2 separate regions of the Mus musculus genome follow, and region 1 is linked to region 2. The links are chromatin contacts, found by Hi-C or POLR2A ChIA-PET in ENCODE. All regions are on one chromosome and are shown on one strand. Each heading gives the region's core, a stretch centred on a gene start or an enhancer-like site at or near the end of the contact. The rest is flanking DNA. Distances are from core to core; before and after follow the strand shown. Region 1 holds the start of Garnl3 (GTPase activating RANGAP domain-like 3). Region 2 holds the start of Angptl2 (angiopoietin-like 2).

Evidence for each region. A loop is a pair of places that touch in the nucleus more often than their neighbours do. ChIA-PET counts read pairs that join two places held with the same protein, here RNA polymerase II (POLR2A).
Region 1: a map of T-helper 2 cell shows a loop between it and region 2 (2.3-fold over the local background). The contact joins the promoter of Garnl3 here to the promoter of Angptl2 in region 2. A Hi-C loop is called at or near these places in 1 of 37 maps with a recorded cell type or tissue (T-helper 2 cell). POLR2A ChIA-PET finds 5 or more read pairs at or near these places in 4 of 5 experiments (Patski and embryonic stem cell).

The regions. Positions count from the first base shown.
Region 1 is chr2:33,128,871-33,132,695 of GRCm38, forward strand. Garnl3 (GTPase activating RANGAP domain-like 3) reads right to left here and starts at 1,749. Exons shown (of 30, transcript NM_001355200.1): 1 at 1,554-1,749. The coding sequence starts at 1,645.
Region 2 is chr2:33,214,464-33,218,538 of GRCm38, forward strand. It overlaps Angptl2 (angiopoietin-like 2), which reads left to right and starts at 1,498. Exons shown (of 5, transcript NM_011923.4): 1 at 1,498-1,990. The region is part of intron 8 of Ralgps1 (Ral GEF with PH domain and SH3 binding motif 1); the gene reads right to left.

The DNA of each region.
Region 1 (3,825 bases), core at 499-2,998, 85 kb before region 2:
CTGGCTGAGGGGGTAGTGCTGGGATCAATGTGGTTACTTGCATTGAAGGCTAAGCACAACTCAACACTCAGGTGTCTTGGCGAGGTGTTCCACAGCCACAGGTGTCTGTGGCTCCCGGACTGCATGGGCTGCATTACAGAACCATTCCTTCATGTCCGGAAGTTCTGTAGCAGCACTGTCCTAAGCAGGCTGCCTCAGACCTGAGAGATTCTCTTTGCTCCAGTCTCTTGGTATACCTCTTCCTATTCTTCATGCTCAAGCCATAGAGATTGTTAGCTGCCTGGGTCTCCTATGGAAGGGAAATGTTCCACTCAGGTCACCACACAAATATTTAGAACCTTCTTGGCAGATGCCCAGGTGCTGATCACACAAAGCTAAGCCTAGAGTTCAAGAAAGACTTTCAAAAAGAATTGATGAGCAGTTCTACAGCCTGAGGGAGGAGTGCCCAAGCCCTTCAGGCTCTGTGATGGGCCAGGCTTGAGGCAGCTGTGGTGATGGGGAAGAGGCTAGGGCAGCGGCTAGAGCAGCCTTGATATCTGTCCTTACCACACAGCATCAGAACTGCTGGAGCAGTGTGTCAAGGACTGAGTCTGAGAAAGGCCAATTAAGGGCATCACACCTTCCTTTAAGGATCTTGGCTGGTTTGCTTTGTGCCTTAGCAAATGAACTCTCTTTTCCACCTCAGTGGAGGTTAGAGTCCTACATCTTTTTTCTCTTCCTCGTCCCTACCCATGCTATGGCAATTAAAAACTCAGGGGTGCAGGCAGCAGTAGGCTAGGAGGAAGGGGGTTGGCTTCAGGATACCCTCCCTAAGGCCATTATTACAGAATACTGATGAAAATCTGGCCCAGATGGTGGTGCTGGAGTCATTCTGAAAGGAATGAGTCCACCTGGAAGCAGGACCCATTTCAAGTTACAAGGAATTCCTTGGAGGTGGGAGTAAGCCGGGGATAGGCATGGGCAAGAGCCGCAAAGGGAAGGGCGTGTCCGGCAGCAGCCAAGCTTCACCTACGGCCAGGCTGGTTCCTCAGGAGGGCGCCAGTTAAGGAAGGTAAGTCCGGGAGGGGCACGGACAACCTGGGAAAGAGAAAGGACCTAGGAACTATGCAGGGTGCCCCCCACCCCAACCACAGATGGGCGGGGCCATAGGCAGCAGGTGGCCAGGCACTTGGGGTGCGAGGATGGATTATAGAAAGCAAGAGAAGCCTAAAGGGTGTCCTTTTGGGGGCTTAGGGGTTCCGACCTTGTCCTTGAGCATTTAGAAGCAGGCAGGTCGCGTTCTCCACAGCCCAAGACCTCCCTGAGCCGTAGTGTGCAGGGCCTGTCACAGGGCCGAGGCTTCGGACGTCCACATCATCTGCCGGCCGGACACAGGTCTCTAGCCCTCCCGCTGGGCACTCCCTCAGCGTGGCCCGGCCGCTCTACTGGGCTCTGCGCCGACTCCCTCCCACGCCGCGGCCTCGCCACACTCTGTCCCCTCACACCGCCAACCCCCACGTGGCCTACTCCCCTCTCCCACCCCTAGAGGCTGCACCCCTCCGGGGCAACGGTACCTGGGACTCTCAAAGCTGCACCCCCTGCGCCGCAGCGCCGCCCTCTTCTGCCGCAGGAGCGCAGCGGCAGCCCCGCCGGGTTCCTGCTCCATCGCCCCGGGCGGGGGCCGACGGCTCGGGCACACTCGGGTGGGCTCGGGCCTCGGCGGTGTTCGGCCGGACGCTCAGCTAGCGCGCCGCAGCCCACGCCCCGCCCCGCACCCCTCACCGGACCCAAGCCCCGCCTCTGTCCCGCCCCAAACTCCAGCCCAGCCTGGGACCTCAGGCCCCGCCCCGAACTCCAGCCTAACCACGCCCTCAGACTATTCGCGGGGTCCAAGCCCCGCCCCTACTCTAATCAGGTCCCTTGAACACGCCTGAGGCTTTAGGCCCCGCCCCTACTCTAACGGCCTAACCACGCCTCTGGCTTTAGGCCTCACCTCTGCCCCGCCCCCATTCTAGCAGGTACGCCTCTTCCGAACCTCTGGCTTTAAGCCCTGCCCCTAGCCTAGCGAAGTTTGCCTCATCTCTCCGGAGCTAGTCTCCGGAACCTCCCTGATCTCCTACCGAATCCACTCCCTTTGGTCCTTTTTGAGGCCTTGGCCCTCCCCCTGCCTCGCCCCTAATCTAGAAGATCCTCCCTCACCACTCAGCTGGGTTTAGGCCCCGCCCCCTCACCGCCCCAACCCAGTCTATTTGAATTAGGTTCAGGTCCCGCCCCTGTCCGCCTTTGCCCCGCCCCAATCACGCAGATCTCCTCTCAGCTCTGCTCAGGCTCCACCCGTGCCCCGCCCCAAGTACCAAGCCTTACCTATCAGTGGGCTCAGGCCCCACCCCAAACCCTTATCCAGTCAGTCCCTTTGCCCTTCAGCTTTGCCAAGGGCCCGCCCCATCTCTTAGCCAAACCCACCTCACTCCCTAGTCTGGGCACAGGCCACGCCCCGAGCTAACGATCTCCGTTTCTCCGGCCCTTCTCAGACCAGTGCAGGCCCCACCCTGCCTCTACACCAGCTCCAGCCACGCCCCTCCTGAACTGGCCTCACCAAGATCTTCTACCCGCGCTCCCTCCGTTCTTCTGTGTAGCGCACGCAGGCTCCCAATGCCCACTGGATCCTCAACTTCGTCGGGTCCACGGCCCATCACTCCCGCTCCTTACCATTCCCACAGATCTAGGCCCTTCCCACCTACCCCTCCAGCACAGAGCGCTCTATCGGCCCGCCGCTCCACAGCTCCGATTGCTGGATTCTCTGCTGACCCTCCTCACCTCAGCACCTCTTGGTCCTTTCTATCGTAGCACCGCCTTCTTTTGGGGGCCGCCTTTCTCCACATCCCGCCCACAGGCATGGCCCCCAACCCCGGAGCTCCGCCTCTTTTCTCTTGAAGCTGAGGTCTGTACTTAGAGCAATTTTGTTCTCTCGTCCCTTGGCTATTCCACCCCAAGAGCCCTCTAGCTTCCCCGCCTACAAGTCCCGCCTATCTAGCCCCGCCCATGTCGCCTCTTTCTCACTTCAGGAGTGCCTGGATGGTGCGGGTCTTCCTGCCTGAACTGGGGTCCACCATGAGGTTTGCGCTACCTCAGGATCTAACCAGTCAGCAAAAGGAGGTACTACTGTCTCCTGGTGGCTGTTTGTGGTCTGACACAGTGAGGCTGAGGGGAGCTTTGGTTGTCTACCAGTTGTGGGTTCAGGTTTTCATTCATAACCTTCCAATTTTGTGACAGCTCTAACCTCCACCCCTCATTTCCTCCCCGAGTCGGATGCATCATCTGAGTTCTGTAACATTGCACTGTAGTTGGGTGTGGAAATTCATCTGAGTTTAAGTAAGGATGGCTTTGCCATCTATTTCTAGTTCAGTTTCTGTTGCTGTGATCAAAAGCACCTTAGGGAAGAAAGCCTTTATTTGTCTTACAGGCTACAGCCCATCATCTGGGAAGTCAGAGCAGGAGCTCAATGTCCCAAGCAGAAACTGAGGTCTGTACTTGGAGCAATTCTGCGTCTCTTGTCCCTTGGCTATTCAGCCCCAAGAGCCCTTTAGCTTCCCCTGCCCTACACAAGCCCCGCCCACGTTGCCTCTTCCTCACTTCAGGGGTGCCTGGATGATGCGGGTCTTCCTGGCTGAAGCGGAGTCCACAACGAGGTACAACAGTTTGGAGCTGGAAGGGTGAGGAACTCAAGAACTGAATCAGCACTTAACAGATTTTCCTCTGGCTTGCTCACCTTCTTTTCTTATCTAGCCAAGTACCACCTGCCCGGGATACTACCACCTACAGTGGGCTTAGATCCTTCACAGCACC
Region 2 (4,075 bases), core at 248-2,747:
CTGAGCCATCCTATGGAATTGGGCTTAGAGATTTCATCCGGCAGCTGGCCCTGGCTGCTGCATCTCCCTGTAAGATTCACCCTCAGCACGCAGCAGTTTTCTCCCAGCCCAACTGTTTGCTGTCAGAGGACGGGGGCTTTGGCTAATAGTAGCATCTTCATAAACACATCCTAGAAATGCGAGGAAGATAAGTGAAAGGGGACAGCCTCTCAATGTGCTGTATGACCACGCTGCGGAATATGGTGACTCACTTCCAAATAAGTGGTGTTCAGCCACAGGACCCGGACCAGGTCCTAGGCAGAAAGCAGAGCGGTGCTCATCACTCCCTGGTAGAAAAAGACTTCCTGCCCAGCCCAGATCAGCTCTCTGGCTAATGGTGTCCCTTAAGGTCTGTAGTTTCTTCTAGGAACAGAAGAAATTGACAGAAGAGGGAAGGGGCTAAGTAGGCTGAGGAGAAGCAGAAAAAATAATTTGTTTCCTGAATAAAAGGTGGCAGTCTCAGGAGAGGGAGCCACAGTGGGTCTGTCTCCTTAGAGATCAGGAAAATATCCCATGTTGACTTGCTGTAAGAGAGGGCCACTAAAGTTTCCTCTTAGTTCGTACCTAAATGTTACCACCACCACTAACACTTTTCAAAGAAGAGACATCACTAATATCAAGCAGTGGGTGAGCCTGTGCATGGGACTTGGGGTCTCCCCCTCTCTACACCCCTGCAGGATGCCAGTGGCCTTCTACTGCCAGCTCAACAGACCTGATGCATCTGAAGGATGTGGCCTAGGCACCAAGGCCCTGTCCTTCTCTACTCGGAGCCACCAGTCTTAGCGCTCACTCCACTCTCTTGACCATTCACAACTGACAGCTCCCAGGGACTCTACCACGTGTTCACCCAAGTCACAGCTGAGAACTAAGGCTGGCAGGGTCACATAGCAGGGGCTTTGGATTTAAGTCCAGCCCACCTGCCCACCTGGCACACCGTCCTTGATCCTGTAACCGGACCTTCCCAGGTGACCTTGGTGAACCTGGCAGTGTTGCTGGAATGTGGCTCACTTATGCTGTAGAGAAGGAAGCTCAGGGAGTGGCAAACAGTCTTCCTCTAGTTTCCCAACCCAGTCATGGTACTTTCACTGTCCTACCCCACTGCCACATTAGCAGTGCCTTCTGCAGGGATGAAGTGGTTTGGAAAGAAGATGCTGAACACTTAGTAAGGCAATCCACAGAAAGAGTGAGCAGGGCTCCCTGGCCTCCCAAGCAGCTGCTTGCACAGCCGCAGCTGCTCAAGTCCGTTACCCGAGTCCAGTGGAAGCGCTTTGCCTACACAGGGCACCCCAGCAACGTCAGCCTTCAGGGAGTGGAGCAGGCTGGTGAGCCAGGAGCAGAGCTGGCCAGCCTTCCTGTGCCAAAGAAGGAGGGGGCCCCGCCCAGGCCGCCAAAGCAGGCAGGAGGGGCTGGGCCAGCTGGGGCTGGAGCTAGTGTGACATCACCAGGCGGCCCGCCCCTGTCTGGAGCTGAGGGGAGGCCCAGAGCTTTTCTGGGGCCTGGGGGATCCTCTTGCACTGGTGGGCGGAGAGAAGTGCCTGCAGCCAACCAGGGTCAGGCTGTGCTCACAGTTTCCTCTGGCGGCACGTAAAGGCTCCACAAAGGACCTGGGAGTTCAACTGAGGCTGCTGCTGTCGGCCTGGGGATGGACCCCAAGCCCTGAGTGGTGTTGTTGGACCCAGGACCTGCAAGAAGCATGCACTAAGGCAGCTGCGGACCACACTGTGAGGGAGAGCAGGTTGGGAGCAGCCCCGGTGACACCAGAGCCAGCCTCATCCCTAGGAGCTTCAGAGAGCATAGACTGCTGCCAGCTGAGGCCAGTGAGGCAGGGCTGCTCGGCGGCCAGTCCAGCCTGAGACTCGGGACCTCTCCTGGAGGCCACGGCCAGGCTGTGCTGCTGATGGCACCGTGAGGCATGTGAAGCGCTGCTCCAGGGCCAAGCAGGAGAGAAGAGGTAAGGGGTCAGCTCTCAACTGCAGCAGCCAGGGGAAGAGGGGCTTGAGACGGGCAACCCTGACTCCTCCAGCTTCCGTGTGCAGCTGGACCCCACAGGGGTCAAACCTTGCTTTTGCTCAGAGCTGAATCAAGCATCTGACCAGGCAGAGGACTGTGAATACTTGGGCAGGGTGGTGTAGAGGCACAAGCACACTGGGCTGGGATGTTGAGGACTTCATCGGTGAGCTCCACTCACCTCTTTCAGACAAAGAGCCTCTGGGGTGAGCCGGTTTGGCTGTCGGACACAGGCTGGTAGCCGGGTATGTGCATGTGTGTAGGTGCGGATTTGAAAGGGCAGCAGGCTGAGAGTCGCAGGGCAGTGTAGGACTGGGCAAGTTGTGTTCAAGCTCCGGACTCCTGCACACCCAGCCAGCTAGAGTTATGCTACAGCAGAAGCAGATGTAATGCGGACCTGAGGCAGTGGGGGCCTCAGTTCAGAAAGTGCCCTGGGCCAGGCAGCACGAGCTGCCAGCGTGCCAGGAGCAGAGGCGTCCTGTGCGGGACAGAACATGTCACCCACAAGTTTCTGTCGGTAGGACTGGGGCAAAGTGCTGCCCTGACTTTCCCTCTGCGCCCAAGGATACAGTAGATGGATCCCAGGTCTCCAGCCAGCAGGATGTGGCTGAGAGACTGTGGAGGACCTGCTTTCTGAACAGCCTAGTGAGGGGACACAGCAGGCGCCACATACAGAGTCAGTCCCTTGAAAGCAAGCGCTTCAGCATGAGATAACATTTCCAAACAGAAATTCTCTGCTGATCCCTCCCCTCTCCCTGTGACATCCGTGTCACGGGTCAGCTATTGCCTCTGCTGTGGGATTAGGAGAGTTCCCAGAGGCCAGTGTTGTTACTCAGAAAAAGATCCCTTTGAGGAAGACTGAGAACACAAGTTCCAAAGCTAGCTCAGTGCTCTCCACATGGGTTCTTCCAAGTACAGGCCTAGTATGGCAGCGATTATGAGCTGGCTCCTGTCTGAACTCTGTTAAGTGGCAGATCACAGCTTTTCTAAACCTCAGTTTCCTGATCTGTGAAAAAGAGGGCTGAGAGCCCAGCTCAGCAACAGCCCAGCAGACACCTGCAGCAACCCCACAACACACATCTAACTACCTCCATCTCCCAGATGAGGAAGCCTGGCATGTGACTTCAGGGTTTCTTCAAGTCACACATCACTCACTGCTCTCCAGGGGTGGCGCACGAGATGTGTTCAGAGTCTCTAAAGCCCTGGTTACCAGTTATTAGAGCCCAACCATCAGCATGCCCAGAGGGAAGAACCAGTACCCCAACTCTTGCCCTGACCTGGATACATTCTCTAAAGCAGCGGTTCTTAAGCTGTGGGTTGCAACCACATCAGATATCCTACATATCAGATATTTGCATTACAATTCATAACAGTAGCAAAATTACAGTTAAGAAGTAGCAATGAAATAGCTTTATGGTTGGGGGGGCAGTCACCACAACATGAGGATTAAAGGGTATTAAAATAACTTTATTTTATATTTTATTTATCACATATATTATTCATATATTTATATTTAAATATAAAATAATAAAAGAGTATTAAAATGTATTAAAGATACTTTGCATCTTGGACTGGGCTTGAGCCACCTGTAGCATTTCTACATCCTAGAAGTATATTGTAAGAAAACATACAACTAGACCAAAACTTCTAACACCACTCTCCCAGGCAGGATGCTATCCTGCATCACCCTTGGGATCTGCCTACTGGCATCCCTGTCAGAGCCACAGGGATAGGAAAATGGAGCTTCCTTGGTCCCGCAAGAGGGCCACCGGCTGCACCTGTTGCAGAGGGACAAGCAGAGAACAGACTCCAGCAAGCCTGGCCGTGGTAACTACTGCCACACAACACCAGCGTATCTGAGCCCAGGGACAGAGGTTTCCTGAGTTCCTGGTGGCATTTGGAAAGTGGCTGTGAAGTACATGCTTCCAACTCAGGCTTCTGGGGTGGGTGACACTGAAGGTTTCCTACTGCAGTGTGAACCTGGTGGCTTTCTGGCCTCTGCAAAGGTTCTGCCTAACTCTGTGAATCT